Regions from separate parts of the Homo sapiens genome. Here region 2 is linked to region 1. A link is an interaction called in ENCODE POLR2A ChIA-PET data of the cell type or tissue named here. Cell type or tissue: OCI-LY7. All regions are shown on one strand. Each heading gives the region's core, and the rest is flanking DNA. Links, peaks and the distances in the headings are about the cores only.

Evidence for each region. Peaks named below come from ENCODE experiments on the same cell type or tissue, not always from the same donor. Only the 100,000 strongest peaks of a DNase experiment are listed, where the experiment ranks them.
Region 2: POLR2A ChIA-PET joins it to region 1 with 13 read pairs; 16 of 35 experiments call an interaction of 5 or more read pairs at or near these places.

The regions. Positions count from the first base shown.
Region 1 is chr14:49,865,672-49,871,049 of GRCh38, forward strand. LOC105378179 (a long non-coding RNA gene) reads right to left here and starts at 2,499. Exons shown (of 3, transcript XR_943839.3): 1 at 2,315-2,499. RefSeq lists a silencer at 2,524-2,713. In OCI-LY7, for the core only: no CTCF peak of the experiment used is centred there; DNase peaks (open chromatin) are centred at 2,700 and 4,460; H3K4me3 peaks cover 1,700 bases; H3K27ac peaks cover 2,292 bases.
Region 2 is chr14:49,936,451-49,941,828 of GRCh38, forward strand. All of the region lies in intron 4 of LOC100506446 (a long non-coding RNA gene), which reads right to left. Among named protein-coding and RNA genes, the nearest start is that of MIR6076, 27 kb to the right of the region's middle. In OCI-LY7, for the core only: no CTCF peak of the experiment used is centred there; a DNase peak (open chromatin) is centred at 4,561; H3K4me3 peaks cover 1,237 bases; H3K27ac peaks cover 1,632 bases.

The DNA.
Region 1 (5,378 bases), core at 326-5,325:
AAAACAAAACAAAACAAAAAAAAAAAAACAACCAAACCAAACCAAAATAAAACCAAAACAGCAGAGTCCATGGATGAATTAATGAAGCTGATCCACCCTATAGCCTCCACCACTCCTACCTCTGGACTGTTAGATGAGAAATAAGCTTCCATCTTAATTCAATCACTATATTTTGGGGTCTCTTTATTATTACAGCATACTCTGTACTCTAACTAATAGAGGGAGGTTCCCAGAAGAAAATCCTGGATAAGCAGAACTCAGAGCAGGAACCAAAAGAGCTCCAGGTATCTACAGGGCACCCCAATGGGATGAACCATCCTCAGTATCCTCTAAGAAGAGTCTGATTTTCTAGTTTGAGTTCTGTATTCTTCTACAATCTGTATTTATATGCATACCTATTTTTATTTTTGTTATTTATTTATTTTTTGAGACGAAGTTTCGCTCCGCTTGCCCAAGCCAGAGTGCAATGGTGTGATCTCAGCTCATTGCAACCTCCGCCTCCTGGGTTCAAGTGATTCTCCTGCCTCAGCCTCCAGAGCAGCTGGGATTACAGGCACGTGCCACCATGCCCAGCTAATTTTTTGTATTTTTAGTAGAAACGGGGTTTCACCATGTTAGCCAGGCTGGTCTCGAACTCCTGATCTTAGGTGATCCACCCGCCTCAGCCTCCCAAAGTGCTGGGCTTACAGGCATGAGCCACCACGCCCGGCCATGCATACCTATTTTTATTATAATTATGTTGTAAATAAAACATCTGTGTCTTGCTTTTCTTTCCCACATGTTACTATGTTTTTGGTGGCAGTATAATCTTTTATTATTATTATTATTTGAGACAGAGTCTTGCTCTGTCTCCCAGGGTGGAGTGCAGTAGCGCGTCTCAGCTCACTGCAACCACCACCTTCCCAGTTCAAATGATTCTCCTGCTTTAGCCTCCTGAGTAGCTGGGACTACAGGCAGGCTTCACCACACCCAGCTAATTTTTGTATTTTTAGTAGAGATGGGGGTTTCACCATGTTGGCCAGGCTGGTCTCGAACTCCTGGCCTCAGGTGATCTGCCCGCCTCCCAAAGTGCCGGGATTACAGGTGTGAGCCACTGCTCCCGGCCAGGTGGCCCTATAATCTTTTGATTTGGTGCATCATAATTTATGACTATTTAAATTGAACCACTATCAGTCACACTAATCACTTTACTATTCTATATATTTCACCTTTATTGTTTTATGAATTAGTGATCGGCATAGTATCCAGTGCTAAGTCAGTTATGCACAACCTCGAATCAGCCGTTTGCTTTTTTTTTTTTTTTTTTTTTTTTTGAGACGGAGTCTCGCTCTGTCGCCAAAGCTGTAGTGCAGTGACGCGATCCCAGCTCACTGCAAGCTTCGGCTCCCGGGTTCACGCCATTCTCCTGCCTCAGCCTCTCGAGTAGCTAGCTGGGACTACAGGAGCCCGCCACCACGCCCAGCTTTTTTGTTTGTTTTTTCAGTAGAGACGGGGTTTCACCGTGTTAGCCAGGATGGTCTCGATCTCCTGACCTCGTGTTCCGCCCGCCTCGGCCTCCCAAAGTGCTGGGATTACAGGCGTGAGCCACCGCGCCCGGCCAGCCGTTTGCTTTTTTAACAGTGCAAAAAACAAGGCCGTGTCTGGCTATATGGGGCTTTGCTTGTTCAAAATGTAACCTCTATACGGCCGCGCGCAGTGGCTCACGCCTGTAATCCTAGCACTTTGTAAGGCCCCGGCAGGCGGATCACTTGAGGGCAGGAGTTCGAGGCCAGCCTGGCCAACATGGTGAAACCCCATCTCTACTAAAAATACAAAAATTAGCCTGGCCTGGTGGCGCGCGCCTGTAGTCCCAGTTATTCAGGAGGCTAAGGCAGGAGAATCGCTTGAACCCGGGAAGAGGAGGTTGCAGTAAGCCGAGACGTGCAACTGCATTCCAGTCTGGGCAAGACTCCGTCTCAAAAAAAAAAAAAAAAAAAGTAACCTGTATGAAAGTTAATTTTGTGGCACTGAACATTGGAGTAGATAATAACCTCATCTGAAATGGGATGTCTCAATCTGTCTACAAAAAACTCCATGCCATAGAGCTCAAAAGTTTGTAAATTAGTCCTTTGGAGACGTTAAAGAGCATGGAGTCATACGAAAAGGCTTTCTGCCCTGGTAAGGGAAGAAAGCTTGTGGGCAGGTTGAGTCTGGTCCTTGAGTTCTCAGCTCTCACCAGGGAAGGGGTACCAGACAAAGCTGAGGCTGAACTTGAGCCGCACAGGCCCTGATTGCTGGGCCGTGAGAGAACACCCGAGGAGGGGGCCCAACGCACCTGAAGAAAAGACGACGTGGAGGTCATAAACGACCAAGAGAAAGGGGCGCACCGCGGACACTATCGCCAGCCGGACCCCAGATCAAGAGAAATAGAAGAGGAGCCGGGGTCTCCAAACACTACAGGCTGGGGTCCCAGGGCAAGGGACTGGGCCGCCGGCGGAAGCGTCGGGGAGAGGCGGGACTGTCGGCGGGGTGTGGGAGAGGCGGGGCGTGGGAGAGGCGGGGCGTGGGAGAGGCGGGGCCACCAGCAAGTGGGCGGGCGGGAGGCGGGGCCGCAGTTGGGGTGTGGAAGAGGTGGGGCAGCCAGCAACTGGGAGGGGAGGGAGGCGGGGCCGCCGGCGGGGCGCGGTGAAGAGGCAGGCTGCCAGAGTGCCTGGCCGACAAATTACCCAGCGTGAGCTCGGTCACCTGGGTGTGGCGGTTCAACCCTGAGCTACGTCCTCCCACGGCGCCCGGAGTTTCCCCACCCTTGACACAATGCCTATTCGCAGCTCGCTGCAGCGGAGTCATCTACTGCTGCTGGCAGGATTTTCATTGCGACGGGTTGTTATGTGCATTTCAGGACATACCCCGTGGGTTGTCCCTGATTCAGTTACATTTAATAAACGAGCGGTGGATTAACCGGAATTACAGTTTGACAGAAAACACGTTTTCTTCTCGACAACACCCTGCGTGTAGGAAGAGCCTTTAATATGGTTGATACACAATATTTAATCGATCCAGAAACACATTTCTTGTGACAGGCTTTTAAATATCAGAATAAATCCTAAGAGTGAACAGTTGAAGTTACTTATCCAATGTTACACTGCTAGGCCTATAAATAAACTTGCGGGGTCTATTTTCTCCCATTTGAATATGCTTTGATTTCCATATGACAGTTCTGCCGAAATGTTTTGACATTTTAGATCTTAGTAGAACTCCATTACAACACGACTATTTATTACGTTGATTCTGATCTGACGTGTAATAAATCATGTCCCCAAACCAAAACTCCATACATTAATATCCTGATATTTAACACACTTTATCCAACTATTGATTCTATCTGTTCACACCAATGTGGTAAAAGCTTTATGTTGTATTTAATTTATTCATTTTGAAAATATTTAAAATGCTTCATTTTCATTAGCTAACTTTGAAGAGTGCTTCTTTTGTTTGGGGACTCTGTAGATTTAGGCTAATGTCACCATTCAGAATAATTGGCAAATTGATTTGCCTTTCTTTGACTTTCTATTCTCCAAGCTGATTATACGCTGAGGTTAACACATTTGAACTGGCCGGCCGGTTGGGTGGCTCACGCTTGTAATGCCAGCACTTTGGGAGGCGGAGGTGGGTGGATCACCTGAGGTGAGGAGTTCGAGACCAGCCTGGCCAACATGGTGAAACCCTGTCTCTACTAAAAATACAAAAAATTAACCGGGCGTGGTGGCGGGCGCCTGTAATCGCAGCTACCCGGGAGACAGAGGTTGCAGTGAGCCGCGGTCGCGCCATTGCACTCCAGCCTGGGCAATAAGAGCGAAACTCTGTCTCAAAAACAAATATATATGTGTGTGTATATATATATATATATATATATATATATATATATGTGTGTGTGTGTGTGTGTGTGTATATATATATACATATATATTTGAACGTGCCTAGATTGTGGTAGGAAAACAAATACTTTAAATTGCATACAGCTTTCACTGACTAAGGTAAGAGGATCAGGATAACATTATTTGCCTAAACCATTCATTTACTCATTCAACAAATAAGTATTGAGATCTGCTATGTGCTAGGTGTCCCAGTGTGTCAACTATTAGTTAATATGGGGGAAAAATAATAGTTTTGAGAATAAAAGTGTAAAAAATGAAACAATTTGCTTGACATGATGCAAACAGTTTAATCATATATAGGTTTATGTCTATTCATCTTGGACCTGGAAGAGAGGACATAATTTCTGAGTAGAAGAATGACTGGGTTAATGTCTAATTTTGCATGTCCTCTGGCCCCAGCCATGATTAGTATAAAAATCCTAGGGTTTCCCTAGGTCTAGGGGAAGATATTACTCTCCTCACCACCTCCACATAGAGTAATATCTTCCCCTAGACCTCCTCCCCTTATGAACAAATGGAGGAACATTGAGGCTGTAAATGGCCTTTTGAGGTTCATATGACAGTCTACTTTCACTTCTTTTATTTTAGAGGGGGAAATTTTAAGCTTTCATGGGTGTGGTTTAGACAGTTTTTAAATATTACTTTGTTGAGAGTTTATGATGTGGTGGTTGAACAAATAGCACCATAGGTACTTGCTAGGGGATACATTACACATACAGTATGTCATCACAATTCACATTGTTAATAATTAAAAATATATTCTGTTACACTATGGTTTATGTGTATGATTTTTTTTTTCCTGAGATGGAGTCTCACTCTGTTGCCCAGGCTGGAGTGCCGTGGCACGATCTCGGCTCACTGCAATCTCTGCCTCCTGGGTTCAAGCGATTCTCCTGCCTCAGCCTCCCGAGTAGCTGGGATTACAGACGTGCACCACTACGCCTGGCTAATTTTTTTTTTTTTTTTTGTCAGTAGAGACGGGGTTTCGCTATGTTGGCCAGGCTGGTCTCAAACTCCTAACCTGAAGTGAACCGCCTGCCTCGGCCTCCCAAAGTGCTGGGATTACAGGCGTGAGGCACCGTGACCAGGCAGTTTATGTGTATGATACATTTCTTTTTTGAGATAGAGTTTCACTCTTTTTGCCCAGGCTGGAGTGCAGTGGTGTGATCTTGGCTCAACTCAACCTCCACCTCCTGGGTTCAAGTGATTCTTCTGCCTCAGCCTCCTAAGTAGGTGGGATTACAGGCATGTACCACCACACCCAGCTAATTTTTTTTTTTTTTTTTGTATTTTTAGTAGAGACAGGGTTTCTCCATGTTGGTCAGGCTAGTCTCGAACTCCCAACCTCAGGTGATCCATCCGCCTAGGCCTTTCAAAGTGCTGGGATTACACGTGTGAGCCACCGCGCCCGGCCTATATGTATATTTTATGACCAAAGGAATTCACACTTTTCTCAGTGTTTGC
Region 2 (5,378 bases), core at 318-5,317, 71 kb after region 1:
AAGTCTCATGAGATCTGATGGTTTTTTAAAAAAGAGGAGTTCCCCTGCACAAGTTCTCTCTTTGCCTGCCACCATCCATGTAAGATGTGACTCCCTCTTCCTTGCCTTCCGCCATGATTGTGAGGCTTTCCCAGCCACATGGAACTGTGAGTCCAATTAAACCTCTTTCTTTTGTAAATTGTACAGTCTCAGGTATGTCTTTATCAGCAGCATGAAAATGGACTAATATAGTAAATTGGTAACAGTAGAGTGGGGCACTGCTGAAAAGTTACCTGAAAATGTGGAAGCAACTTTGGAACTGGGTAATAGGCAGAGGTTGGTACCGTTTGGAGAGCTCAGAAGCAGACAGGAAAATGTGGGAAAGTTTGGAACTTCCTAGAGAGATGTTGAATGGCTTTGACAAAAATGCTGATAGTGATATGAACAATAAGGTCCAGGCCGAGATGGTCTCAGATGGAGATGAAGAACTGGTTGGGAATTGGAGCAAAGGTGACTCTTGTTATGTTTTAGCAAAGAGACTGGCAGCATTTTGTCCCTGCCCTAGAGATTTGTGGAACTTTGAACTCGAGAGAGATGACTTAGCGTATCTGATGGAAGAAATTTCTAAACAGCAAAGGATTCAAAAGGTGACTTGGGTGCTGTTAAAGGCATTCAGTTTTAGAAGGGAAGCAGAGCATAAACGTTTGGAAAATTTGCAGCCTGACAATGCGATAGAAAAGAAAATCCCATTTTTCTGAGGAGAAATTCAATCCAGCTGTAGAAATTTGTATAAGTAACAAGAAGATTAACAATGTTAATCCCCAAGACAATGGGGAAAATGTCTCCAGGGCATGTCAGAGGACTTCACAGCAACCCTCCCATCACAGGCCTGGAGGCCTAAGAGGAAAAAGTGGTTTCGTGGGCCAGCCCCAGGGTCCCCATGCTGTGTGCAGCCTAGGGACCTGGTGCCCTGCATCCCAGCCACTCCAGCCAATGGCTGAAAGGGGCCAATGTAGAGCCCAGGCATGGCTTCAGAAGGTGTAAGCCTCAAATCTAGGCAGCTTCCACTTGGTGTTGAAAAGTCAAGAATTGAGGTTTGGGAACTGCTGCCTAGATTTCAGAAGATATATGGAAACACCTGGCTGTCCAGGCAGAAGTTTGCTGCAGGGGCGAGGCTCTCATGGAGAACCTCTGCTAGGGCAGTGCAGAAGGGAAATGTGGGGTCAGAGCCCCCACACAGAGTTCCTACTGGGGCATCATGTAGTGGAGCTGTGAAAAGAGGGCCACCATCCTCCAAACACCAGAATGGTAGATCCACTGACAGCTTGCACCGTACACCTGGAAAAACCATGTATGCTCAATGCCAGTCCATGAAAGCAGCCAGGAGGGAGGCTGTACCCTGCAAAGCCGCAGGGGCGGAGCCTTCCAAGACCATGGAACTCACCTCTTGCATCAGCATGACCTGGATGTGAGACATGAAGTCAAAGGAGATCATTTTGGAACTTTAAGATTTGACTGCCCTGGTGGATTTTGGACTTGCATAGGGCCTGTAGCCCCTTTGTTTTGGACAATTTCTCCCACTTGGAATGGCTGTATTTACCTAATGCCCATACCCCCATTGTACCTAGGAAGTAACTAACCTGGTTTTGATTTTACAGGCTCATAGGTGGAAGGGATTTGCCTTGTCTCAGATGAGACTTTGGATGTGGACTTTCTTTTTTTTTTTTTGAGACAATGTCTTGCTCTGTCACCCAGGCTGGAGTGCAATGGCCTATTCTCAGCTCACTGCAACCTCTGCCTCCTAGGTCCAAGTGGTTCTGCTGCCTCAGCCTCCTGAGTAGCTGGGATTACAGGCACGTGCCACCATGCTTAGCTAATTTTTGTATTTTTAGTAGAGATGGGGTTTTACCATGTTGGCCAGGATGGTCTCGGCCTCCTGACCTCAGGTGATCCACCTGCCTCAGCCTCCCAAAGTGCTGGGATTACACGTGTGAGCCACCATGCCTGGCCTGGACTGTGGACTTTTGAGTCAATGCTGAAGTAAGACTTTGGGGGACTGTTGAAAATGCATGATTGGTTTTGAAATGTAAGGACATAAGATCTGGGCGGGGCCAGGGGCAGAATGATATGGTTTGGCTATGTCCCCACCCAAATGTCATCTTGAATTCCCATGTGTTGGGGAAGGGACCTGGTGGGAGTTAATTGAATCATGGGGCAAATCTTTCCCGTGCTGTTCTGATGATAGTGAATAAGTCTCATGAGATCTGATAGGTTTTTTGTTTGTCTGTTTGTTTGTTTGACTGTTTTTTGAGACGGAGTCTCGCTCTGTCACCCAGGCTGAAGTGCAGTGGCACCATCTTGGCTCACTGCAAGCTCCGCCTCCTGGGTTCAAGCCATTCTCCTCCCTCAGCCTCCCAAGTAGCTGGGACTACAGGTGCCTGCCACCATGCCTGGCTAATTCTAGTAGAGATGGGGTTTCACCGTGTTAGCCAGGATGGTCTTGATCTCCTGACCTCGTGATCCGCCCACCTTGGCCTCCCAAAGTGCTGGGATTACAGGTGTGAGCCACCACACCTGGCCAAGATCTGATAGTTTTAAAAAGAGGAGTTCCATGGCTGGGCATGGTGGCTCAGGCCTGTAATCCCAGCAGTTTGGGAGGCCGAGGCAGGCAGATCACTTGAGGTCAGGAGTTTGAGACCAGCCTGGCCAACATGGCGAAACCCCGTATCTACTAAAAATACAAAAATTAGCCAGGCATGGTGGCAGGTGCCTGTAATCCCAGCTACTTGGGGGGCTGAGGCATGAGAATTACTTGAACCTGGGAGGTGGAGGTTGCAGTGAGCTGAGATCACACCACTGCACTGCAGCTTGGGAGACAAGAGTACAACTCTGTCTTGAAGGAAAAAAAAAAAAAAAAAAAAAGAGGAGCTCCCCCACACAAGTTTTCTCTCTTTGCCTGCTGCCATCCATGTAAGACATGACTTGCTCCTCCTTGCCTTCTGCCATGATTGTGAGGCTTCACCAGCCATGTGGAACTCTAAGTCCAATTAAACCTCTTTCTTTTGTAAATTGCCCAGTCTCGGGTATGTCTTTATCAGTAGTTTGAAAACACACTAATACATGTGATGATACCCCATCTCTACTAAAAATACAAAAATTAGCCAGACATGGTGGCGTGCTCCTGTAATCCCAGCTACTCAGGAGGCTGAAGCATGAGAATCGCTTGAACCTGGGAGGCGGAAGCTGCAGTGAGCCGAGATGGCACCATTAGACTCCAGCCTGGGCAATACAGTGAGATTCTATCTCAAAAAAAAAAAGAGAGAAAAGAAAAAACCGTTAAAATAAATCACTGACTGGATAACTTGTGTGTAAAGGAGGAACTCGAAGCTTGAACTTCAGTATCTACCAGACAGGAGCTTCCATTCAAGAGATAAGGTACCTGAAGTCTCCAAGCACTGTGTCTGATACGTGGGTGTTCTGTGACCACCAGTTGAATCTGAATAGCTAATGATAACCTTTCAGAGTAAGAATGTTTAAACCCCTCATTCCAACTATGGAGAAGGAAGGGTAACGTACTGAGCACCAAGAAGCAAAAAGGTTTTGTTAGGAATAAGTTGACTGGTGACTCTGTAAGTGAATAAAAATTGCTGGCTCAGGAAATAAGCCTTCAGAAGGAAACGAACAAGATTAAATAATAGGATAAAGTTACTCTATCTGGTGTGGTGTGTTCCATGAATATTTTAGCTCTTGTGAATGAGTAAAACTTTTCACTAGGAAGAAGATATGACTTCCAACAAAAGTTCTGGGCAAAGTGCTTGGTTTCCACCTCTGCCTGTAACACAGAGGCTGAGGTCCAGCAGCCTTGTCGGTCATTCCCTTCATATTCCCAACCCCTTCCCACACACCTCAGCCAGTCACCCGTGAAGAGATATTTCCATTTCCTTGTGAGAGAACAAAGTTATGTAAAGCTATTTTTGTGTGGGTAAGAGGAGGCCTGGGAAATCAAGTGGAAAGTAAGAGCGCTGTTTAATAAATAGGATGGTGCTGTGAAAAGAAAAAAGGCTTTGGAGTTATAGACTGAGCTTCCAATCCAGGTTCTAAGACTTAGGAGTTAGGTGATCGTAGAAAAGTGACTTAACCTCTCTGAACCTCATTTTCTCCATTTGTAAAATGGGGATAATATTTCCTTCAAGGCTGTTGTGAGGATTAAATCTATGTAAAATCTTAGATATAAAGTAGACCTTCAACTAATCTTAGTTTTTCTCATGATTAGCTGAAGACAGGGATCTGACCTAATTCTATTTTAGCTAGCTTGGTATTTCCTGCCTCCAGCAATGAGGTGAAAACTAGAAATACTGAGATTTTAAAAAATGAATACAGATTCTGTTCAGGGTCTCTAGGGATTATAGAATAAGGGAGGATTTAAATTTTTAGAAAATCATCAATTATATCAAATTATTTAAAAAATGGCCACTTACAATAAAACAAATGAGTTCTGATGTTAGCTGAGTAGCAGTATAAAATATGATTTACATTTTAAGGGTGGAAACTATCTTCTTTAGGATTCCCGGAAACAGCTGCTCTGGTGTGGTGTACACAGGAAGTACTGAAAAATGCTTGTTAAGTATTTTACAAAAGCTCAATTAATACATATTTATTATATGTACATGCATTTTTATAGCTGTTGTTTCTGTATCTTTGAGAATGAATCTTTAGAAAAAAAAATGTAGTCAAGGAACTTTTGCTAGGATTGCCAAGGCTAGGTTTGACCACTGATTCATTCTTCAACATTGTCAAGAACTCCTAGTACTTACAAAACAAGTCTGCCTGGGGAGGCAAAAAGATGAGAAGGAAGTAAATAACAATGTGAACTGAAGTTCTGTTAGGTTTTTGCTTTTTATTACATGCTTTTGAAAAAGGGTTTTATTTTATTTTTTTCTACTTGTGTTTTAATTTTCCTTAATAAACATATTAGCTTTATACTTTTAAACCCTAATCTCTTCCCTCCAATGCATGGACATACAAGCATGTATGTATACCATCAACACACATATAACCTTTACAAGATGCATTCTGGGCTAGGCTGAAGCAAACCTAAAACATCACATATAGGACTGACAGACTGAATGAGAAAGTCCTCATTTCATTGTCCTCTTTGGACTTAAGTAACTGTGTGTTAGAACAAGATCTAAAGAAGTTTGGTCCTTGCATCCTATGGTTATACAAACTGGCCTTATGACTCATCATCTTGTCCATAGTCTTGAATTTTGATATTGGTTAAAGATTCCAGAAACTATGTGAAAATATTAATATATATATATATTTTTTTGAGACAGGATCTCACTTTGTCACCCAGGCTGAAGTGCAGTGGCGCTATCTCAGCTCACTGCAAGCTCTAC